2 separate regions of the Homo sapiens genome follow, and region 1 is linked to region 2. Evidence: chromatin loops called from intact Hi-C (ENCODE). Cell type or tissue: dorsolateral prefrontal cortex. All regions are shown on one strand.

Region 1 (8,000 bases), 190 kb after region 2:
TGGACTTTCCAGACTGCAGAACTGTGAGCAACAAATTTCTATGTTTATAAATTACCCAATCTAAGGTATTTTATTATAGCAGCCAGGACAAACCAAGACAGCTTCCAAATAAATTATCTGTACCCAAATTCTAGTCTCAAGATCTGCTTTATAAGGAATCAAAAGTGATACAGATGCTATGACACACTGTCAACCTGGGTGAGTTGCGGGCATGACTGCTCTGCCTACCAGTCCTGAGAGATGCACAGACGTCAGTGGAGATGCTCAGGCTGCAGTTGCTTTCATGACCTAATATAGATACTGTGTTGTTACCTTTCCCTTCATTGCCACTCTTGTGTCTTTATGTGGCTTGGTCATATTTTAACAGGAAAGATACATTATGAACCAATAGTAGAAATGAAGCTTAGAGATGAGATCCAAAACGCAAGACATTTTATCAAGGTCTAGGCAGGGGGAGGAAAGGAAGGGATAGGAGAATGAAGCAGAGGACAGAGACATGTCTCTACTAGGAAAAAATCCTGCTCATCTAAGAGCTCAAATAACTAGCTAGGCAAGGACGAGATCACAAAATCACTCTAGGCCACAGGATACAGTCAAATAGCATCACATAAGCAAAGCAACCGGTGAGTATTTGTTCCAATTACTATTTCTGTGTAACAAACTACTCCAAACTTAGTAGGGTAAAGCAACCACCATTTTGTTATGCTGATGAATCCTGTGGGTGTGAAATTTAGAAACTACATGTATCACTCCATTCTCACACTGCTATAAAGAACTGCCCAAGACTGGGTAATTTAGAAAGGAAAGAGGTTTAATGGTCTCACAGTTCCACATGGCTGGAGAGGTTTCAGGAAGCTTACAATCATGGTGGAAGTGGATGGGGAAGTAAGGCACCTTCTTCACAAAGTGGCAGGAGGGAGAAGTGCCCAGCGAAGGGGGTAAGAGCCCCTATAAAACCATCATATCTTGTGAGAACTCACTCACTATCATGAAAACAGCATTGGGGAACTGCCCCATGAGTCAATGACCTTCACCTGGTCTGTCTCTTGGCACATGGGGATTATGGGGATTACAATTCAAGATGAGATTTGGGTGGGGACACAAAGCCAAACCATATCACTACACAATAGGACCAGCTTGTGTCTGCCTTTATGATATCTGGAGTCTCAGCTGGGAAGGAAGGTTTGAAAGCTGGGAGTGACCCAACAGCTGGGGTATGGAACCACTGAAGGCTCATTTACTCACAGGTCTAATGGTTGATGCTGGCTGTTGACTGGATCCCCAGCTGGGACTGCCAGCTATGGCATCTACATGGGTCCTTTCCATATGGTTGCTTAGATCTCCTTATAGCATGGTAGCTGGGTTCCAGGAGTAAGCATCCCGATATAGGCAGAAGCTATATTGACTTTTATGACCCAGAAATAACCAAGTGTCATTTTCAATACCCTCAGAAGTTCACCCCAAATTGAGGGGAAGGAATATGGAATGAACACAATGTCTCAATGAGAAGAGTGTCATTGAGAGAAATCACTTTGAAAGAAGATAATGTGGGTTGAGAGACATTGCTGCACACATCTTAGGAAATGCAGTCTGCCACAATGTTCACTGAGCATCTACTATGTGTTTAGCCCTGTTTCAAGGGCTATGAGGTTCTCAAGATGGAGCCCTAGTGTCTGAATCCATGTTGGCTGGAAGGGGCTTCACACACTCCAGTTAGGGCTACTTCCTGGCTCACAGTGGCTCTACCTTCTCTGGGAACAGCCTTGAGATTGGTTGAGGATGGACAGCTTGTGCAAGCAAGGTCAAAACAGTCTTTTCTTAATTTCTCTAGCTGGTTCTGAGAAAAGTGGGGCAGCTGTTTCTAGCCATGTGTAGGAGGCCAGCCTGCACTAGGCAAGAATAAAGCTGACACTCGGAGAGAAACAGAAATGAGAGAGAGAGAGAGCCTCACAGCCTTTAGTTTCAGGCATCTCTGAGACCCATCAGCACCTTTGCCTTTCCCAGGTGTACATGAAATATCCTAGATCCTTCCCAAATAATTTCAAAAAAAAACAACAACAACAACAACAACTAAGCTTTTGAAGTTGAATGCTGTCACTTGCAACTGAAAGTGTTCTGCCACGCACAGGTATAAATAAGATGGAGCATTGTCCACAAGGGCTGGCCCCAGAGCAAGTAAGAACAATGTCAGCCATCAGATTCAAGGGTCAAGAGGGAGGTCATCATCTAATGGTGGGGTTAGATGTCAGGAGAGAAGGACACCAAGAGCTGGTCAGGAAATAGAGTTCAAGGGGACAAATGGAAGGTTTTGGAGTCACGCAGACACAAATTCAAATCCTGTCTCAGAGATTTGTTGCTGAACCTCTCAGAGCCTCAGTCTCCTTGTCTGTAAAATGGAACTAATGCCCATCTCATGGATTATTGAGAAGACTCAATGGCTACTGTTAGGATTTTGTACAAGGGCAGTTACCTGGGAAACCATGATTCATTCATATAGAAGTGCAAGATTCTGAATTGTTATTGTTCTACTCAACTTCATTTTATCTGAACCCGATTACTCAGCTGGGACATCACTCTCATGTAGAAACTGCTGTGAGTGTCTCATCCCATACCCTCCTGGGCCACCTCTGAGTTTGCCTGCAGATGGGGAATAGAGAACCCTACATGCTGCTGGTTTTCCTCCCCAAGCATGTATATTCTTTGCTCTTCTATATGAGGTGTTTTTTCACCATTGTGGGTGTTTGCTCTATCAAGAAATGAAGGGGAGATTATCCCCTGGGCTACTCTCATCCAACAAGGAAGAGAATCAGTGGACAAATGCTGCATCTTCCCTGTCTTCCAATGGAACAGTTGTGTTCTTCATGGTTTCTCAGGGGTCTGCCACAGAATTGAGCCCCAGCTGCTCACAGTGGTTACCCACTCATGAGCATATATCTGCTGGTTTTTCTCCTTTTCCTGTCTCACTTCCCTACCTCCAAACTTGGGAGTCTTACTACTTCCTGGGCTTTACCCAAGAATAGGGGTCCAGATGCTATCTATCCCCAGATTCTCTCAAACCTGTCTTATTGTTGTCCCAGAACTCACCAGGGATGCAGGAGGCTGGATGCAGGACTCCCCAGCTCATGGACCAAGCAGGTCTGTAGAATCTTTCCTGCTCTGTTGCTCTTTCCTGCAGCCAGGGAAATCTCTAGTTTTAGAATCAGGATGATTTGCTCTTACATTATTGTTCTTCCAAATCTATTATCTTTTTCATATTCTTGCTGAGTTCTATTGGGTCTAAAACATTAAAAGTCAGGAAAAAATATCCTTTTTCTCTAATCTACACTGCTTCCCTGAGGCAAAGAAATGCAAAAATAAGCTAAACAAAGCCTGGCTGATTAAATAAGAGTAAGGGTTGGGGAAAGGGCTGAGTATAGGAAAATATGATAAGAAAAACTCAGTCGGTATTTCAGAATATTAACCCACCTCATAGAGACAAGAAAAGTGAGGTACAAAGAGATCAAATGTCATGGTCAAGGCTCACACAGTTAATAAAAGAGCTGGGACCAGGTCCCAATGATGTGCTACATTTAGCCAAAAGTGTGGCTTTCAGAAAGTGCGTTGAAATCCACAATACCACATAGAATTAGGGTCCCCGAAGAGTAAGGTCTTCAGTACTTGCTGCATTAAATCAAATTCTGTCTTGCAGATCTTCAGTGTCTGCTGCATTAAATCAAATTCTGTCTTGCGGGTCTTCAGTTCCTGCTGCATTAAATCAAATTCTGTCTTGCAGAGACTAACATTGGCAGGGATCCAAAAAAAGTCTTTGCAGCACAGGACTATCCATTGTGAACGGCAACCACAGTCAGCAAGGCTCTGTTCCTTTAACGTGAAGACATTTTCCTTGTGGCGCTTGGTATTGCACATTTGATCTGTGTTCCATGCACAGCTTAGGCACTGAAAAGTAACCAGCTAACTTAGAGATTTCACCAACAGGTCCAGAACCATCTCCAGCTTCAGCTTGCCTTGATTTAGCCTGCAGGGTCTGTGCTCAGTCACCGAGCCAACCTTCGAAGTTGCGGAACGGGAAATAAGGGTCATGGAGTCTGAATGCATATTGTATACTGGATTTTTCTTTGGCTTGCTAATGTATTCAGATCAGAAATGAATAATGATTCTGTGCAGCAAGGTTACCAGTCCTTTCAATCTTTTTGAGCATTATTTTTGTTCTTCACCTCTGAAGACAGCACAGAGAGGATGGGTTCAGAGGAAATAAATGTTCCCTATACTCCTGGGTGTGCTCTCGTGTTCAGCCTTGTGGCCTGCCCCTCTCTCTGGGTGTCAGATGTCCGTATTCACTGCAGCCCTGTGCAGCTGCGTGAGACACTGGGTGACTTGCAAAAAATCCATGACGCGGAATCCATAGACAAATAGCAATGGTAAATTTATGAGCTAGGTTTCTTATGCGTCGTTATTTCAAGCCACTAGAATCGTATAATATTGCCTTCCCTGACAAGGCTCTAATACCCACTTGGCACAATCCCTCTGTTACGCCTTTTCTTGTAGGAAGAAAAAGAAGAAACAGTAGATGATGCTAACAAGCAGCATGTGAGTCACTGTGTGACCTTGGGAGCGATTCAAGGTCTGAGCATCTTCAAGTGCTGCGGGATAAGGCCAACCGTGCCATGTGGGTGATGTCATGGGGTGGGGGAGGTGTCAAGGGATGCAACCCTTCTGGCCTTGCAGTTTTCTGCTCCATAGAGGCCTGACAGGGCTGTCCCTACAATAACTCCTGGGCTCTGAGCCACTTCCCCAGATCCCAGCCGCTCCCCCGGCCTTGCCAGCTGAGACTTTTGGAACAGGTCCGGACTGGGTTTCACTGTTTTCAGATTTCCAAGGGGAGCTAGGAGTGTATTACAGCTTCATGAGATCAGCCTCAGAAGGTCCGTGAGGGATGCGTTTGCATCTGGGGAAATTACACAAAGGAGGCCCTCTGCCGTCAGGAGGGGATTGTTCTGGTAAAGGAGCGTCTCCCACCCCAGGCAGCTCCCAGCTGACTGCTCTAATGGACAGTGGTGGTTGGGTGCACAAGCATTGTAAATGAGCTTATAAGCCAACGTTCATTTCTTTTTACTTTGAAATCTGTGAGATGGCAGCAGGTCCGTTTCCTTAATGGTATTTATTTTAGAGATAATCAAATGTATTTGAAAGGTGTGATCCCACAGCAATAAAGGTGTAGGGAGGCAGCCCTGAAAACTGAAGGAGACCATGATATCCATCAGCTCTACTGTGCACACCAGATGTACTGCCCAGGTACCCCCTCAGCAGTGGAGCACTTTTCCTGCAGCTGCAAAGAGCACTATCAGCAGCTCTTTCAGGAAAGCACTTCAGCTCAAGAAAACTGCCTTATCCAATGCCACACCTGCTTCCAACTCAGATGGGCCTCCTGGGTCAACCCAGAGGTAAAAAGGCCTTGGTCTTTTGCCCCAACTTAGGGCTCTAAATCTCTAAAGCTGAGGTCTTTATTGGTATTGCACTGCAGTTCAGTTCAACTTCTCCTGCTCAATCCTGCCTGCATCCCTTTCCTTCCACAGGTATTGATCCCAAGAACCCTCCCTAATACACCTCTTGCAAATGATTCTCTGTCTCAGAGTTTGTTGTGTTGCTCTCTGCCAGCCCCCTCAGTTTCCATTCCTCCTGTCCATCAGCACCTCGAGTTTATTTGGGAGTTGCCTGTCCCACATTGTGACAGAGTCTTGGAGGGGCTGTAAACCAGTCCACTGTCAGCCCAGGGCCAACTGCATGGCATGAGCCAATCACACTTTCTCTGGGCCTTTGCAGCTTGGCTGAGACACATAAGACAATGAATGGGGCTTGCCCATTCCAGGGACGCACCTAGACTGGACAGCCAGGTTGTTCTTCTCTCCTGTTCCCACATCCAATTATCTTACTTCCCAGCCACACTGAGAGATATCTTATGTCCCTGCAACAATTTCCCATTTTGCTTGTCAGCCAGATTAGGTTTTTGTTGTTTTAATGGAATCCGGATCTGAACACAGACTTGGGCAGGGGCAGGAAGGGGAGAACAGCCAAAAAGAGGAGGCCTCTGAAGCCGGGCCCTGCAGTGGGAGAAGGAGCTGGCAGGGGAAAGAAGGGCTGAGGGTCCTCCAGGGAGAGGAGCAGCATGTGCAGAGGCCTGGGGCTGACAGGAAGCCAGGCATGGTTCAGAAGTGCAAGCAGAGGATGAACAAAAAGGTTTCCTGTGCTTCTAAATAGGACCCCAGGGTCTGTTTGCTGAAACACCAGAGCACGAGGTATATGCAGAGCATGGCGTCCGTGGGTTTTTCTAGGCAGTACCTTTGAGTTTCCAGAAAGAAGATGTTGTGAGCCAACAGCTGAGGACCAGCCTTGGCCCACACTCCTTAGAAGCTGTGACTGCAACTGTTCACTCTCAGGGAGGCACAGTCATTTGTGTTCTCATTCCCATAGGGTGGAGGTGATGGTGGGGAAAAGGGTGGAGAAAGCAAGGCTGAAACAGAGTGTGAGGTGCTGGGATGGGAGGGCGTCGATGTGGGAATAAATGTTCAGGCAGGCAGGATGGCTGTTAGGCAGCACATGGTCTCCAGGGCCGAAACAGGGAAGAGGCCTGAAATACGGGCAGCCCTGTAGTTAACAAGGATGGTGGAATCTACAGGGATAGAGGACCATCAGGTATCAGAGGGCATAGGGATGGGGGGATGCCCCAGCCTACATTATCACAAGAGAAAGGAAGAGGAGTCATGGTGGCCACAGCCCTTCTTCTTCTGGAAATCCTTCCCTGCCTCAGAGATGCTCCTCACCCGAATTCCCGCAGCAGCGTCCGTTTACTGCCTGCTGCCCTCGCCTGGAATCTTAGGAAACTACCACCACTGCAACCACAGGCGTGTTCTTCAAAGAGTGAGTCAGCCATTGGCCAAGGCAGGAATCCAATGGAAGGGTGTCAGAGCTGGAAGGAACCGGAGGGATCATTTTTGTACAGCCACTCCATTTTACAAATAAAGAAACTGAGGCCCAGGAAGGGGTCTTAGGCCACATTAGTGGACTTGAGCTTCCTAATCTACAGTCACAGATGATCTCTGTGGCTCAAATTTCATCCAAACCTGGGAAATAGAGGATACCCCTACGAGCACACTCTTGTAGTTTAGGTACAGGTGTTACAGAAACGTGTCCACAGTCAACCACTAATGTAGCTGTTTATAATTCCAAACATGCTGAATTACAGAGCCCTTAAGGAAGGATTAAAAGACAAATAAAGAGAGACTTGGTTCCTTATCTCTCAGGGCAAATCTCCAATCATTGATACTCCTAGATTCAAGATATGCAGGGAGAAGGGATGGAACAGAAGCGCCTGAATGTCTTGTTGCTGGGTTCCACATGCTTTTGGTAACCAAGCTAATGTCCAGAAGCATGAGGTCTGAAAGCCCACCTGGATCCAAGCAGCTATGGTTCTCTTCTATTCTCAGGCATGAACCCAGGCTTTCTCTTTTGAAATCCAGCTACGCAAGGAAGTCTCTGACTCTCAGGAAGTGCCTGGATTGTCTTGTACATAAAATGAAGTATTCATCTTCTACGGGATGCTGAAGGTGAAACAAGATCCTATTTCTAGCCATCCTCTTCCTTTGGAAGAGCCAAAGTACTGGACGTGCATCAGGCCAGTAGGAATATACCTTCTTTCTGAAATGGTGATTATAAATTATAGACAGCAACAACAGCCCCAAAGTGGCAGGTGTTGACAGGAGTAAAAAGGGAGGAAATAAGAGCTCTCTGTGTTTAAATGCTGAGTTGGGAGCTTTGGGTACCACCTACCAGGTTGTAAAAATCTGTAGGAGAAACTTTGAAACCACAAATATACCTCATTGCCCCCATTAAGAACCCACTATGGTAAGGTGTGTCCTCCAGGCTGAGATACAGCAGGAATCCAGGAACTGGTCCATGAGCACGTGTGGGTAGTGTGAGGGGGCAGGGCAAGGGTGCCTGCCAAG
Region 2 (8,000 bases):
TACTGTAACTTTTATTATTATTATTATACTTTAAGTTCTAGGATACATGTGCACAACATGCAGGTTTGATACATAGGTACACATGTGCCATGTTGGTTTGCTGCACCCATCAACTCGTCACTTTTACATTAGGTATTTCTCCTAATGCTCTCCCTCCCCCAGCCCTACTGTAACTTTTAATAGATATTCTTTATGAGATGAAGGGGAATCCCTCTGTTTCTAGTTTTAGCAAGGTTTTTTCCTTTCTTTTCTTTCCTTCCTTCCTTCTCTTTTCTTTCCTTCTCTTTTCTCTCTTCTTTTCTTTCTTTTTTTTTTGAGACAGAGTCTTATTCTGTAGCCCAGGCTAGAGTGCAGTGGTACAATCACAGATCACTGCAGCTTCAGTCTCCCAGGCTCAAGCAGTCCTCCTGCCCCAGTCTCCCAAAAGTTGGAACTATAGATACGTGTCACCATGCCCAGCTAATTTTTTTTTTATTTTTAGTAGAGATGAAGTCTCACTATGTTTGTTGTCCAGGTTGGTCTTGAACTCCTGAGCCCAAGCGATCCTTCCTCCTTGGCCTCCCAAAGTGCTGGGATTAGAGGTGTGATCCACTGTGCCCAGCCAGTAAGGTTTTTTCCTTAATTTATAATTAGGAAAGAAAAGAAGGCTGAATTTTATCAGATGCTCTTTTGAAATCTATTGCGATGAACATAGGATTTTTATCCTTTAATCTATTAATGTAGCCAATTACATTGATTGATTTGTTATGTTAAATCTTTCATCCCTGAAATAAACTAATATTTGTAATGATATATTAGCTCCCTCTCCCCTTTTTAAAATTTGATGTTTGATTTACTATTTGTAAATATGTATACTATATAGTATTATACAGCAAACTTCCCTGTATTTACTACTTTACCTGCATCTCCAAATTTTGTTACCTTCGTAACAAATATGTATACTATATTGTATAGTATAGACTATTTTGGCATCCATGCTCGCGAATGATATTGGGCTCTAAATTTTCTTTTTATACTGTCCTCATCGGGTTTTGTGCTATCAAGATTGTGATAGCCTCATACAATGAGTTGGGGAGGATATACCTTTTTCTTTCATTCTCTGGAAGACTTTATGTAACATTGGCATTGTTTTTTCCATATTAATTTTGTGGAAGCCCAATTGAATGCTTCTGGGCGTGGAGATTTCTTTGCAGGAAGATTTTAATTACAGATGCAGTCTATTTCATAGGAAGATTTCAGATTTTAAAAATTTTCTTTCTGTTGTATTTTTCTGAAAAAATTTTCATTTCCTGTTAAACTTGTAAATGTAGTGGCGTAAAGTTATTCATATTATTTTATTTTTAATTATTATAGAATCTGCACTTATGTCTTTTTCATTCATGAAAAAGAGGTTATTTGTGACCTCTCATTTTTCTTGATCAATCTCACTAGAAGTTTATCCATGCTATTTGTCTTTTCAAAGGACTTTAAATTTAACTTTAATCTTCTTTATTGTATGTTTGTTTTCCCTTTTATTAATTTTTGCTCTCATCTTTACTAACTTCTTCCTTCTATCCTTTGTTTTTGCTTTTCTTTTTCTAACTTGGGCTAGTGTTTAACTGTTTAGTTTTCCACCTTTTTATTTTTTAATATATGAGTTTAGGCTGTAAACTTCTCTGTATTTACTACTTTGTCTGCATCTCCAAATGTTGCTATCTTCATTTTCATTCAGTTCCAAAAATTTTCTAATTTATATTATGAATATATTCTTTGATCCATTTGTTATTTAAAAGTGTATTTCTTAATTTCAAAATACATGAGGATTTTCTAGTTATTTTTTGTAACTGATTTCTAGCTTGGCTGAATACTTTTAAAATAATATACTCTTATGATTTCAGTCCTTTGAAATATGTTGCGACTGTACAATGGACACTTAATTTTAAGAAATGTTCCATACTTTAAAACAACATATATATTTTGCAATTTTTGGTTGCAGTATTCTATAAAGATCCATCAGGCCAACTTTGTTTTATATTCTTCAAATCTCTTATACCTCGACTAATATTTGTCTGTTTGTTCTATCGTTATTTTAACCTCTCCTATTGCTTCTGGATGTGTCCGTGTTTCCTTGTTTGCTTGGTAAACTTGGAGGCCATGTTTTCGAGTCTGCAGAGGGCCTAATGAGTTGGAGCTGGCATGACTGAAATGTCAGTGGATGGGTAGGCTTCATGCCACTGTCTGTGGTCCTGAAATGTCGTGCTCAAGATCCATTTTTAATTTTTTCTCCTAACCTGGGACAGCAGTGGTTCCTATGGATTCTTGCAGGGATTCTGAGACTGGGTAGGGGAAAGGTAACAAGTTGGGGAGAAAGGAGAGAGGAGAGAAACAGACAAGGGATCAGGAAAGCAGAGTTGCCAAAGGATTACCAGGGAGAAAAAAGAGAGGTTGTTATTTTGAAATGTTTTCAAATATTCCTGGTTGACAAAAAGGAAATTATTACTTTTGCAGAGAAAGTTTTGAGGGCTTTCCCCTATTGCTTCCCACAATACCCTCAAATGCTACCCTTGTGAAGATGGGTATTTTGTATCCCTCAAACACAACAGAAAGCTCAGCTTCTTGCTCTGTGAAGTCCAGAGGTGACCCTGCTCAGACTCCATGCACAGCATCCTGTTCTCTTTGGCTAGAATTCCTCTCCCCAACCCCCCATTTATAGTCCATCTGGAGAACTACTCATCCTAAACACTCTTTTGGCTCAGAAGCCCTGGAGGCCTTAGCTCATCAACTCAGGCAAGTTGAATTCCTCTTTCTCCTCCAGGTATCAAGAGAAGCCTGCTAACTCCTTTCTCATAGCTCTGGTTATATTATTCATGTTCATGACTGTCTGTTGCCCACCTAGAGATACTTGCGGGCAGAGGACTGGTGTTCTAGTCATCTTTGTCACCCTAGCCCCATACACAATTATTGGCACATAGGAGGTACTTAATATGTATTGAATCGAGTGAGTGAAATGATTTCTGAAGTCAGTGGATATATCATATATTGGACAGTTGAATCACTTTTATATTAGTTTGCTCAAAAACATTTATTAAGCTCATTCTCCATGCCAAGCATCATGTTTGGTGCTAAGATTACATCTTTGAACAAACTGTCCTCATATTGTTCAGGAAAACCCCTAAGTAGATAGGCAGCCATATATGGTAGAAGACAGGAACTGTGACAAGAAATATATTTTTATAAATCCCACATTGAGAGTTCAGCTGGCAGTAAATAGGAGTAGGGTGGGGTTTGTGCAGGTTAAAGTCTATAAAATGCCATGGCAAGAGGTTGAATTAGAGCCTGATTATGAAGTTAGGAGGCCCAAAACACAGTGGGCACATATTCACAGATCTTGTTGAGGAACAGATGGAGGGATCAACTGTGTTCACTGCCCTTTATTTATCTTATTTCTCTCTCCACCCCTGTGAAGCCAAGACATTATACAGTAGCTAGGAAAGACTCACGGCTGAATCTGGGCATGGAACAACTTCCATATGGAATGTTGGCCACTTGGTGGTGCTATTTGCTTCTTCAAATTCTCGTTATTTAAAATATTTCTTTCTTGTACCGTTGATTCTGGGATCAGCCTGGATGTGTCAAACACTGCCTGCCAGGCTTAGAGCTCAGTGCATTTCTTCCCTTTTATTCCTGCTGATGGGATTGCTGGCCATGACCGGTGAGAGGAATCAAGGAACCCATTACTATGAGTTCTCAGGATTCATCTTCAAATCTCAAATGATGTGGTCAATTAAACCAAATTAAAAACAAGCTCTTGTTAAAAGCAAGTTAAAAACAAGCTCTTGACCTTGAGAAGAAATGATTGGTATTAGGAAGACTGTTGAGCTGATACTGCCCTTCATTCATTCTCTACCCTGGTGCTTGGATACAGGAGCAAAGTAAGAAAATAATCACAGCTTTATTGAGGGCTCTATGAGCAAGGCTTGGTGAGGATGGAAGAGAATGGAGCTATCAGTTGATGAGAACCTACTAGGTGTTGAGCTCCTTACATTCATTGCCTATTTAAAACTTTCTAACAACTTCATGTGTAAGCGTTGTCCCGATTTAAAAAAAAAAATAGATGTGGAAACTGAACCTGGAGAAGGTGTGTAATTTGTCCAAGGTTGCACAGGCAAAGGGGCAAAATTCAGCTTTAAACCCAGGACTGTTTCCACAGCTCCAAGTTCCCTTTATTCATGGGATTTGTAAGATGGAGCCCCTGCCACTGTAGCATTTATAACTTACTTTGGAGAATAAGATTCCTGAAAGTACGTTTAATAAAAAAAAAAGATGTCCAGCTATGTACGGCAGCTCACGCCTGTAATCCCAGCACTTTGAGAGGCAAAGGGGGGAGGATAGCTTGAGGCTAAGAGTTTAAGACTAACCTGGGCAACATGGCAAGACCCTGTCTCTAAAAAACAAAATTAGCCAGTTGTGGTGGCATGCACCTGTAGTCCAAGCTACTCAGGAGGCTAAGGTGAGAGGGTCGCTTGAGCCCAGGAGTTTGAGGCTGCAGTGAGCCATGATGGCGCCACTGCACTCCAGTGCAGAGTGCAGGCTACAGAATGAGACCCCATCACAAAAAAAGAAAAGAAAAAAGACGCCAACAACTTAATATTAATGAAAGATATCTTTGCTGACATGTAAATGGTCACAATATATTGTTAAGTGAGAAAAAGCAAGCTTGAGACTAGCAAGGTAGTCTTTAGCAGAGGCAAATATTGAGATTTATTGTACCCTCCACCCAGATCAAGGTAGCATAGAAGGCTTCCTCAAGTTTTCTTACAGTCAGTCTCCTCCCAAGGGTTAGATATCATTATGATTTATATTACTATAGGTTAGTGTTATCTATTCTACATATAAATAAAATCATTTAATATGTACTCTTTTATGTTTAGATGCTTTCACCACAATATATCTGTGAGATTTATCCATGTTGTATGCAGCAGAGGCTTTTTAAAATTGCTGAATACTCTTCCATTGACTGAATATACCACAAGTTGATGGATATTTGGTTGGTTTTAGGTTTGGGACTATTGTGAATAAAGCTAGTATGAACATCCTTTTATATGCCTTTGGGATAACTTATTCAGTACTCCTTTTTGGAGAGAGATATATTATGTATATGTATCTATTTACATATGTATATGTAAATAGATACATATACATAATATATGTATATGTATGCTAAACATATGCCTACCCTATAATAAAACAATTCCATTCACATATATATGTATTTGTATATATGTAAATATATAGCCTGTATGAAAAAGCAAGCTTGAGACTAGCATAATTAATTTGGTCGTAATACACACTTTTTTTGGTCATAATATACACATACGTAATATACACATACATATATATGGGAATGGAACTGTTATAGGGTAGGCAATTGCATTTTTTACATATTGAAGGTTTATGACAAACCTGCATTGAGCAAGCCTATCAGCGCCGTTTTTCCAACATCATCTTCTCACTTCATATCTCTGTATCACATTTTGGTAATTCTTGCAATATTTTAAAGTCCTTCATTGTTATTACATCTGTTATAGCAATCTGTGATCAATGATCTTAGTTGTTAGTATTGTAATAGTTTTGGAGCACCATGACCCTCATCCATATAAGACGGCAAAGTTACTCAATAAATGTTGGGTGTGTTCTGACTGCTCCAGGAAGCAGCCATTTTCTCCATCACCCTCCCACTCCTCAGACCTTAATAATATTTAAATTAGGCCAACTAATAACTATAAAATGGCCTCTAAGTGTTCAGGTGAAAGGAAGAGTCACACATCTCTTACTTTTAATTAAAAGCTAGAAATGATTAAGCTTAGTGAAGATGGCATGTGAAAAGTCAAGACAGGCCAAAAGTTGAGCCCCTTGCCCCAAACAGCCAATTTGTGAATGCAAAGGAAAAGTTCTTGAAGGAAATTAGAAGTGCTACCCTAGTGAATTCACGAAAGTGAAATAACTTTTAGTGGTCTGGATAGAGGATTAAACGAGACACAACATTCCCTTAAGCCAAAGCCGAATCCAGAGCAAGATCCTAACTCTCTCCAGTTCTATGAAGGCTGAGAGATGAGGAAGCTGCAGAAGAACAGTTTGAAGCTAGCGGAGGTTGGTTTGTGAGGTTTAAGGAACAAAGCTGCCTTCATAACATAAAAGAGCAAGATGAAGCAGCAAGTGCTGACAGAGAAACTGCAGCAGGTTATCTAGATCTAGCTAAGATAATTGATGAAGATGTCTACACTAAACAACAGATTTTCAATGCAGATGATACAACCTTATGTTGGAAGAAGAGGACTTTCATAGCTAGAAAGGAGAAGTCAGTGTCTAGCTTCAAAGCTTCGAAGTGCAGGCTGACTCTCTTAATGAGCTGATGCAGCAGGTGACTTTAAGTTGAAACCAATGCTCATTTCCTATTCAAAAAAAATCCTAGGGCCCTTCAGAATTAAGTGAAATCTGCTCTGCCTGTGCTCTATAAATGGAACAACAGCTAGATGACAGTACATCTGTTTACTGAATATTGTTTTACTGAATATTTTAAGCCTATTTTGATATCTATTACTCAGAAAAAAAAGATTTCTTTCAAAATATTATTGCTTATTGACAATGCACCTAGTCACCCGGGAGCTCTGATGGAGATGCACAAGGAGATGAATTCATGTTGTTTTCATGCCTGCTGACAAAACATCCATTCTGCAGCCCCTGGACCAAGGAGTAATTTCAACTTTCAAGTCTTATTATTTCAGACATACATTTTGTAGGACCATAGCTGCCATAGACGGTGATTCCTCTGATGGATTTGGACAAAGTAAATTGAAAACCTCCTAGAAAGGATTCACCGTTCTAGATGTCATTAAGAACATTCGTGATTCGTGGGAGGAGGTCAAAATATCAACATTAAGAAGAGTTCGGAAGACGTTGATTCCAACCCTCATGGATGATTTTGCAGGGACTCAAGCCTTCAATGGAGGAAGTCACTGCAGATGTGGAGGAAATGGAGAAATAGAAGTAGACCCTGAAGATGTGACTGAATTGCTACAATCTCATGATTGAACTTGAATAGATAAGAAGTAGCTTCTTATGGATGAGCAAAGAAAGTGGTTTCTTGAAACAGAATCTCCTCCAATTTTGAAAAAGTTCTACTGTGGGTAAAATGCTATCCAACAGCATTGCATGCTACAGAGAAACCTTTTATGAAAGGAAGAATCAATCAATGTGGCAAACTTCATAGTTGTCTTATTTTAAGAAATTGCTACAGCCATGCCAACCTCAGCAACCACCACCCTGATCGTCAGCAGCCATCAACATTGAGGCAAGACCTTCCACCAGCAAAAGATTATGACTCGTTGGAGTCTCAGATGATCATTAGCATTTTTATCCATAAAGCATTTTACAATTAAGGTTATACATTGTTATTAGGTTGGTGCAAAAGTAATTCCGGTTTTTATCATTACTTTTAATGGTGCCAACCTATAATATTTTAGACATAATACTATTGCACATTTAATAAACTACACTATGGTGTAAACATAACTGCATTGTGCTGTTCGCTTTATTGCAGTGGTCTGGAACTGAACCTGCAGTATCTCTGAAGTATGCCTGTTGTAATGATTTATACTGTCCCTAGCAATGTTTGAGAGTTTTTAATTGCTCCACATTCTCCTTCTCATTAGTCATTTTAGTATCAACCATTCTGGTAGGGATATAGTGGTAACTCATTTTAGTTTTCATTTATATTTGCCTAATGACTAATGATGTTGAGTACTGTTTTTTAATGCTTATTGGCCATTTGGATATTCTGTATATGACATGCCTGTTCAAATTTTTGGCACCCCTTTTTCCCCCATGGAGCTGATTGTCTTTAAAAAAAAATGATTTGAACTTTTTAACATATTCTGGATAAAATCTGTGAATACATACTGTGAATATGCCAGTCTGTGGCTTGCCTCCTCACTCTCCTAATTAATAGTGTCTTTTGATGC

What was found. A loop is a pair of places that touch in the nucleus more often than their neighbours do. Peaks named below come from ENCODE experiments on the same cell type or tissue, not always from the same donor. Only the 100,000 strongest peaks of a DNase experiment are listed, where the experiment ranks them.
Region 1: a loop joins it to region 2, with 11 times the contacts of the local background. A loop is called at or near these places in 89 of 110 quality-filtered maps.

What each region holds. Positions count from the first base shown.
Region 1 is chr3:43,149,042-43,157,041 of GRCh38, forward strand. LOC105377051 (a long non-coding RNA gene) reads left to right here and starts at 2,538. Exons shown (of 3, transcript XR_940777.3): 1 at 2,538-2,592; 2 at 3,078-3,135; 3 at 3,773-4,088. In dorsolateral prefrontal cortex, CTCF peaks have their summits at 4,992 and 6,869; DNase peaks (open chromatin) are centred at 4,925 and 6,870; H3K4me3 peaks cover 1,390 bases; H3K27ac peaks cover 2,384 bases.
Region 2 is chr3:42,958,279-42,966,278 of GRCh38, forward strand. No RefSeq gene overlaps it. Among named protein-coding and RNA genes, the nearest start is that of GASK1A, 17 kb to the right of the region's middle. In dorsolateral prefrontal cortex, CTCF peaks have their summits at 3,527 (motif pointing right) and 3,726; a DNase peak (open chromatin) is centred at 3,556; H3K27ac peaks cover 377 bases.